Linked DNA regions of Homo sapiens: region 1 is linked to region 2. The links are chromatin contacts, found by Hi-C or POLR2A ChIA-PET in ENCODE. All regions are on one chromosome and are shown on one strand. The core of a region is the stretch at or near the end of the contact, and the rest is flanking DNA. Distances in the headings are between cores, read along the strand shown. Region 1 holds the start of RPL23 (ribosomal protein L23). Region 2 overlaps PLXDC1 (plexin domain containing 1).

The links. A loop is a pair of places that touch in the nucleus more often than their neighbours do. ChIA-PET counts read pairs that join two places held with the same protein, here RNA polymerase II (POLR2A). Pooled maps may share reads with other maps.
Region 1: a loop to region 2 is called in a pooled map, with 3 times the contacts of the local background. The contact joins the promoter of RPL23 here to the enhancer-like site in region 2. A Hi-C loop is called at or near these places in 1 of 168 maps with a recorded cell type or tissue (natural killer cell) and 7 of 50 pooled maps. POLR2A ChIA-PET finds 5 or more read pairs at or near these places in 11 of 52 experiments (A549, AG04450, CD4-positive, alpha-beta T cell and 8 more).

Annotation. Positions count from the first base shown.
Region 1 is chr17:38,852,339-38,855,573 of GRCh38, reverse strand. It overlaps RPL23 (ribosomal protein L23), which reads left to right and starts at 1,853. Exons shown (of 5, transcript NM_000978.4): 1 at 1,853-1,876; 2 at 2,469-2,552; 3 at 2,842-2,970. The coding sequence starts at 1,864. It overlaps SNORA21 (small nucleolar RNA, H/ACA box 21), which reads left to right and starts at 2,579; the gene lies at 2,579-2,711. It also overlaps the pseudogene RPS20P35. RefSeq lists enhancers at 1,600-1,709, 1,433-2,216, 1,707-2,906, 2,217-3,000.
Region 2 is chr17:39,090,727-39,094,105 of GRCh38, reverse strand. The region is part of intron 7 of PLXDC1 (plexin domain containing 1); the gene reads left to right. It also overlaps the pseudogene RDM1P5. Among named protein-coding and RNA genes, the nearest start is that of PLXDC1, 59 kb to the left of the region's middle. RefSeq lists an enhancer at 1,033-1,102. Within about 2 kb of position 1,250, at least 6 of the 41 ENCODE cell types and tissues checked have a DNase peak (open chromatin) inside an H3K27ac peak, as active enhancers do; they include CD4-positive, alpha-beta T cell and natural killer cell, where a contact is called at or near this core.

The DNA.
Region 1 (3,235 bases), core at 604-3,103, 240 kb after region 2:
AGTCACTTGTGGATTCTCATCTGGAAATGATCCCATGTCTTAGAACCTTCACCACAAAGTTTTTCTTGAAGTGATTCTCAAAGTCTTGGCAGGCATTCGAACTGGTCCTTTCACTTTGAGATTATTTTCCTTTGCTCCTCTGATCAAGTCAGCACACACCTTCTCCAGGGATTTTACGATGCGGCTCGTTAGAGTGACTCGAATTCGTGAATTGCCACCTCCGCCTCCCTGGGTGTTTTTCCGGTATCCTTAAAAGCCATGGCTGCTGCGCGGCTTCCTGAGCGACTGGTTCCTCGGCGAGGGCGAACAGCGGTGAGTCAGTAGCAGGAGCGTGCGGATCAGCGATCCGCAACACCTACGACCGCGTCTTCCTCAAAGAGCTATTTATCTATATACATTTTTGAGACGGAGTCTAGCTCTGTCGCCCAGGCTGGAGTGCAGTAGCGCGATCTCGGCTCACTGCCGCCTCTGCCTTCTGGGTTCAAGCGATTCTCCTGCCTCAGCCTCCGGAGTAGCTGGGATTACAGGCGCCCGCCACCACGCCCAGCTAATTTTTGTATTTTTAGTAGAGACGGAGTTTCCCTGTGTTGGCCAGGCTAGTCTCGATCTCCTGACCTCGTGATCCACCCGCCTCGGCCTCCCAAAGTGCTGGGATTACAAGCGTGAGCCACAAGGCCCGGCCACTATTTATATTTTACACTTGATCTTGGCCAAAAGGCCGAGAAGCGATACTATTTATATTTTTATAATACATATCCCCATCTAACATACTACATACTGCAATTACTTATTATATCTTTTGTTTAGTGTCTAATATCCTCCTCCACCTGCACCCCAGCAGAATGTAAGCTCCATAAGGAAAAGAATGTTGATCTATTTTGTTCTCTGATGTAATCCGCTGTACGCCCTGGACAGAACCTGCTGTAAAGTAGGAGCTCAATAAGTATGTGAATTAATGTATCGTGGGAAGGAAAGAACCCAGAGAATAAGGGGCGGCTGAAGCTGTGAAAGGAGCAATTAGGCCTGGCGCGGGGGCTCACGCCTGTAATCCCAGCACTTTGAGGGACCAAGGCGGGCAGATCACTTGAGATCAGAAGTTCGAGACCAGCCTGGCCAATAACATGGCGAAACCCCGTCTCTACTAAAAATACAAAAATTAGCCCAGCGTTGTGGCGGGCGCCTGTGGTCTCAGGTACTCTGAGGCTGAGACAGAGAATTGCTTGAACCCGGAAGACGGAGGTTGCAGTGAGCTGAGATCTCGCCACTATACTCCAGCCTGGGCGACAGAGTGAGACTCGGTCTCAAAAAAAGAAAAAAAGAGTGTGTGTTGGGGGGGACGGGTCAATAAATAGAGCAATACTGTATATGTAAAATACAGAATGGTATGATACCAAGAACACATAGATGGAATGATCTGCAGCACTTCTCAACTGTATTACATTCAACGAAACCGTTTAGAGCTTGTTCTCCCTCCCTCCCCCACTTTCTTTGTTCCTTGGGGAACCCCCACACGGCACAAACCGTGTTTTAATTCCTATTCTCTAGTGTGCAGATAAGTGCCTGGCACTATTAAGTGGTCAAAAGAGGTCGTGAGCAAGTTAACAAATCACTGTTTCCATGTCCCTAACTACTCTTAAGCTCGTAGAGAAGATACTTCCTATCTCTTGCGCTTCTACCTCAACTCCCACTTCGCAGAGAGGGCTAAAAGCGACGTCGTAAACTTATTACGTAATAAGGCAGCGCCCAGAGGCGGAAGAGGCCGGTTTTTGCTCCGGCCACGTGAGGAGGGTGGGCGGGGCGTTAAAGTTCATATCCCAGTGTCCTTTGAATCGACTTCCTTTTTTCTTTTTTCCGGCGTTCAAGATGTCGAAGCGAGGTGAGGTTTTGTTTCTGGAGGATCCTCCACCATCTGTCGTGCAGTGGCTGGCGGATTCGTCAGGAGCGGTGGCCCTAGGCAGCTGGGGCGCTTTGCTCTCCTTCAGGCCGGAGAGAGAGAGCCAGGCCACCGCGAGAGCACTGCCAGGGCCCTCGAAAGTGGCAGTGGGGTGCTGGAGAGTTGAGATGGCAGGATCCCGACGTGAATGTAGTCTGGATACCGCGAGATCGCTCCGCGAATAGGGCTATCGTAATGGGGTTGAAGTTAGACTGGATTAGGCCCTGGTTTGCGCGACCTCTGCGGTTTTATGCCTTGCAGGAGTAATTGCGTTTTGCGAAAGTTAGAGCAAGGGTTGAGTCGTCTAGGTTTCTTAATTTCGATGTCAGAGTGTTAATAGTAAGAAATAGGCTACTTTCCGTGAGAATCGGGTGGCACATGGGGACGGCATAAGTAAAATCCGAGCGAGCTAATCTATAGCGTACAGTCTATCAAAGCATGTGCGGTGAATTACAGCTTGAGTATGAGGGGGAACTCCGAACCATGTCTAGATTGTGATCTCTTTATCCTGTTTCCCTTCCCTTTATATCCACAGGACGTGGTGGGTCCTCTGGTGCGAAATTCCGGATTTCCTTGGGTCTTCCGGTAGGAGCTGTAATCAATTGTGCTGACAACACAGGTGAGGTCTTTGCACGTTGCTATACTCCCCCTTTTAAAAGCACTCAATGGGCCTGTGGCTAATGACCTATTGAGCCGTCAAGAAAGGGGAGAGTGAAAACATCGCTTTTGGGTGAAGTGGCAACATGTGTTGTTTGCTTCAATCGGTGGTGTGACAAGGCGTTCTTGCGGACTAACTGCTTGGGCAGTGAGTGGAGGGAGGGGCTTTGGAAGTGTTTGGGAAATGTTATACTGATGGAACGGCCTGATGGCCCTCAACATTTTTTATTTTTATTTACATTCTTTTGTAGGAGCCAAAAACCTGTATATCATCTCCGTGAAGGGGATCAAGGGACGGCTGAACAGACTTCCCGCTGCTGGTGTGGGTGACATGGTGATGGCCACAGTCAAGAAAGGCAAACCAGAGCTCAGAAAAAAGGGTGAGTAAACACTGAGCCCACCTTAATACTGATGAGTAGTGGGGGGACGCTTTCCTTTATTGGAAAATGGATCAGTTTTCAAGGCCTCAAGTTTGTTTTCCATTGAGAGGCAGTGTGAGATAAGTATCTTAAGTTTTTGCTCATATTGTGTTGGAGGGGGGACCATCATCTTGTCACTTCCATACCTTAGTTGTTTTTTTGTTGTTGTTTTTGTTTTGTTTTGTTTTGTTTTTTGAGATGGAGTCTCTCTCTGTCGCCCAGCCCA
Region 2 (3,379 bases), core at 1-2,500:
GGCATGTGAATTACAAAAAGGTGCCCATCCTCCAATCTCTGTCAGATCCCACTCGGGCTTGGCAAAGGGTCTTTCTTGTGTCAAAGGGTTGCATATGTGTGTGCATATGAGTATGTGCTCATGTGCAGGTGTGTGTGTGTCTTGGAGGGCTGGGGTGTGCACATGCGTGTGCGGGGCTCTGTGAACCCCTCGCCACCTCAGCTTTCCATGGAGGGTTCCCTCCTCTTAGAGCCACAGTGACTCTGTAGACACCCGGCAGTTACTGCCTGATATTTACGAGGCTTGCCACGGGGCCTCCTCTCTCAGACTTAGGGTTCTTTAGGAGACAAACACACAGTCATTCCATCTTTTGGATTTTGGCTTAATTTTATATATATATATATATATTTTAAGACGGAGTCTTTCTCTGTCGCCCAGGCCGGAGTGCAATAGTGCAATTTCGGCTCACTGCAGCCTCTGCCTCCCGGGTTCCAGCGATTCCCCTACCTCAGCCACCCGGGTAGCTGGGATTACAGGCGCGTGCCACCATGCCTGGCTAATTTTTGTATTTTTATAGAGATGAGGTTTCACCATGTTGGCCAGGCTGGTCTCAAACTCCTGACTTCAGGTGACCCGCCCACTTTGACCTCCCAAAGTGCTGGGATTACAGGCATGAGCCACTGTGCCCGTAATTTTTAAATAAATGTTTTTATTTTTAAATAAACAACTGGGCTCGGTAAATTGTAAAGAGATGTGGCCTGACGCAGTGGCTCGCGCCTGTAACCCCAGCACTTTGGGAATTGGAGGCGGGAGGATTGCTTGAGGCCAGGAGTTTGGGACCAGCCTGGGCAACATAGGGAGACCCTGTCTCTACCAAAGAATAAAAAAAAATTACCAGGGCATGAGCCTTTGGTGGGGGAGGTGGAGCTGGGGGCAGGGACTGAAGTGGGAGAATCACTTGAGCCCACGAAGCCAAGGCTGCAGTGAGCCGTGATTGCACCACGGCACTCCAGCCTGGCAACAGAGTGAGACCCTGTCTCGAACAAAACAAAACAAAACAAAAAAGAAAGAAATGTAAATGTTTCCCTTTGACTCTTTTAGAAACACAAATCAGGAAGCTCTCAGCAGGGGTGTGCTGGAGATCATGTATGCAGCTGGGTGAGAGGCAACTGAACATGTCTCTTCCTAACTCCATGTTCAGTAACTTTTTTGAAAGGGTAGCTGGAAGTCAGCTACCGTGGAAGTATTTACACCACAGAAATTGGCAACAACGGCAATTCAGGACTCCTCTGCCCCTACCTGCACCCCAGCCCCCAGGCAGTTGTTAAATATTTATCTGCACTCACAACTTTGGTGACTTTCTGGAGCCACAGTGGCTTCCAGCCCTGAGGTTTTTTAAAAGTCTAGCCTCTGATTTTAAAACAAAGACTGTGTGGCTTTGGGCAAATAACGTCCCCTCTCCGATCTCACTTTTCTCCTTTGTAAAGTGGGGAGAGCAGCGATGTCTGTCTGTGCACCTCAGGAAGTTGTAAGGGGAAATGAGATGGTGCAGCTCCAGGGAACCTGCAAGGCTGCGAGCTAACAGAGTGCTCTGCACTCAGCACAGCCCCTGCACAGAGCAGGTGTCTGCACCGACATGCTGAAGGAGTCAACAAATGTGCTGCATGGTGGCGCTGTGCTCTTGTAGTTTTCTCGTTTAAGTAGATGTTTTCCGTCTACTTAATGGCTAGGCTTGGTAAATTGTAAAGAGATGTGGCCTGTGTGGTGGCTCATGTCTAGAACCTCAGCGCTTTGGGAGGCTGAGGCAGGCAGATTGCTTGAGCCCGGGAGTTGGAGACCAGCCTGGGTAGTACAGGGAGACCCATCTCTACTAAAAATACAAAAATTAGCCAGGCATGATGGGGTGTGCCTGTAATACCAGCTACTTGGGAGGCTGAGGCAGGATTACTGAGCCTGGGAGGTCAAGGCTGCAGTGAACTGTGATTGCGCCATTACACTCCAGCCTGGGTGACAGAGCGAGACCCTGTCTCTAAATAAATAAATAAATGAAAAAGTAAAGTGCTATACAAAGTTGTATCTGTCTATGGGTTAATCTGTCTGAACCTCAGTTTCCCCACTTATGAATGAATGGCAAGACAACTTGATTTTTTTTTTTTTTTTTTTTTTTTGAGATAGAGTCTCACTCTGTTGCCCAGGCTGGAGTGCAGTGGTGCAGTCTCAGCTCACTGCAGCCTCCACCTCCCGGGTTCAAGCAATTCTCCCGCCTTAGCCTCCCAAGTAGCTGGGATTACAGGTGCTCACCACCACGCCTGGCTAATTTTTTAAATTTTTAGTAGAGACGGGGTTTCACCATGTTGGCCAGACTGGTTGCAAACTCCTGACCTCAAGTGATCCACCTACCTCGGCCTCCCAAAATGCTGAGATTACAGGTGTACAGCCAACTTGACTTCTTAACTCCCTTGCTCTCTCAACCTGATATGTCTGAGTCTCTGCAGCTGTAGCTCATCTCCTCTCTCATAAAGCCCACACCTGCGCAGTGCTCGCCTTGGGGACCACCTGGACTCCTCATCCCACCCACTCTGTCCAGCTGCTTTCCTGAGGAGGAGCAAGTTCCCTGATCTGCCTGGGATGGAAGGAAGGGAGGGAGACGTGGGAGGAGGCCTGGATCTCATTCTAAACCATCCGGCTCCAGTGCAGGAGTCGGGCGAAGGAAGGAGCTGCAGGGCTGGAGCTGTCATCCTCCTGGTAGGAAAGGAAGACCAAGGCTAAAGTCCTCTCCACTGCCTCTCCCCATGGGAGTCAGTGGGTGTGTGTTGCGGGGAGATGGATTCCAAGATAAGTACTCTCTGAGCAGCCCTCAGAGGGGGCGTGGGAAATTCACCTCAGTCTCCAGGGTCCCCAGTCCATTCACCACCTGAGCACTGCCGTCCCCCACTGCTCCCATGACCTCATTCTCCAGTGGTGGCAAAAGCAAGAAACAGTAATCAGGAAGAAACAAGGGGAAGCTAGGGTGGGGGCAGTGGCATCCACAGCAGGAGAAGCAGGCAGCCTGGACTGTGGGGGCAGCAGAAGAGAGGAGAGGCCTGCAGGATGACGGGTGGGAACAGGGCGTCTGGAGTGCCAGCACAGTACCGCGGTCAGGCCGCCTCTGTGGGCCTCCTCTCTCTCCACAGCAGCGGGGAACTGGGGGACCCATCAGACTTGCTGACAAGAAATATGCCGTCCTAGAGAGAGAGAGACAGAGGGAGAAAGACAGAGTAAGGACAGGAAAGAGAAAGCAATGCGTGCCATCCTTCCTCCTCATGTTCAAGTTTATAAACATTGCTTAAGGTGGACTTTGAGGGGTTAGAAGAGGCTGAAAATGCCCTAGAGTCTCAGCCATGAGAAGAACAGCAAAAAA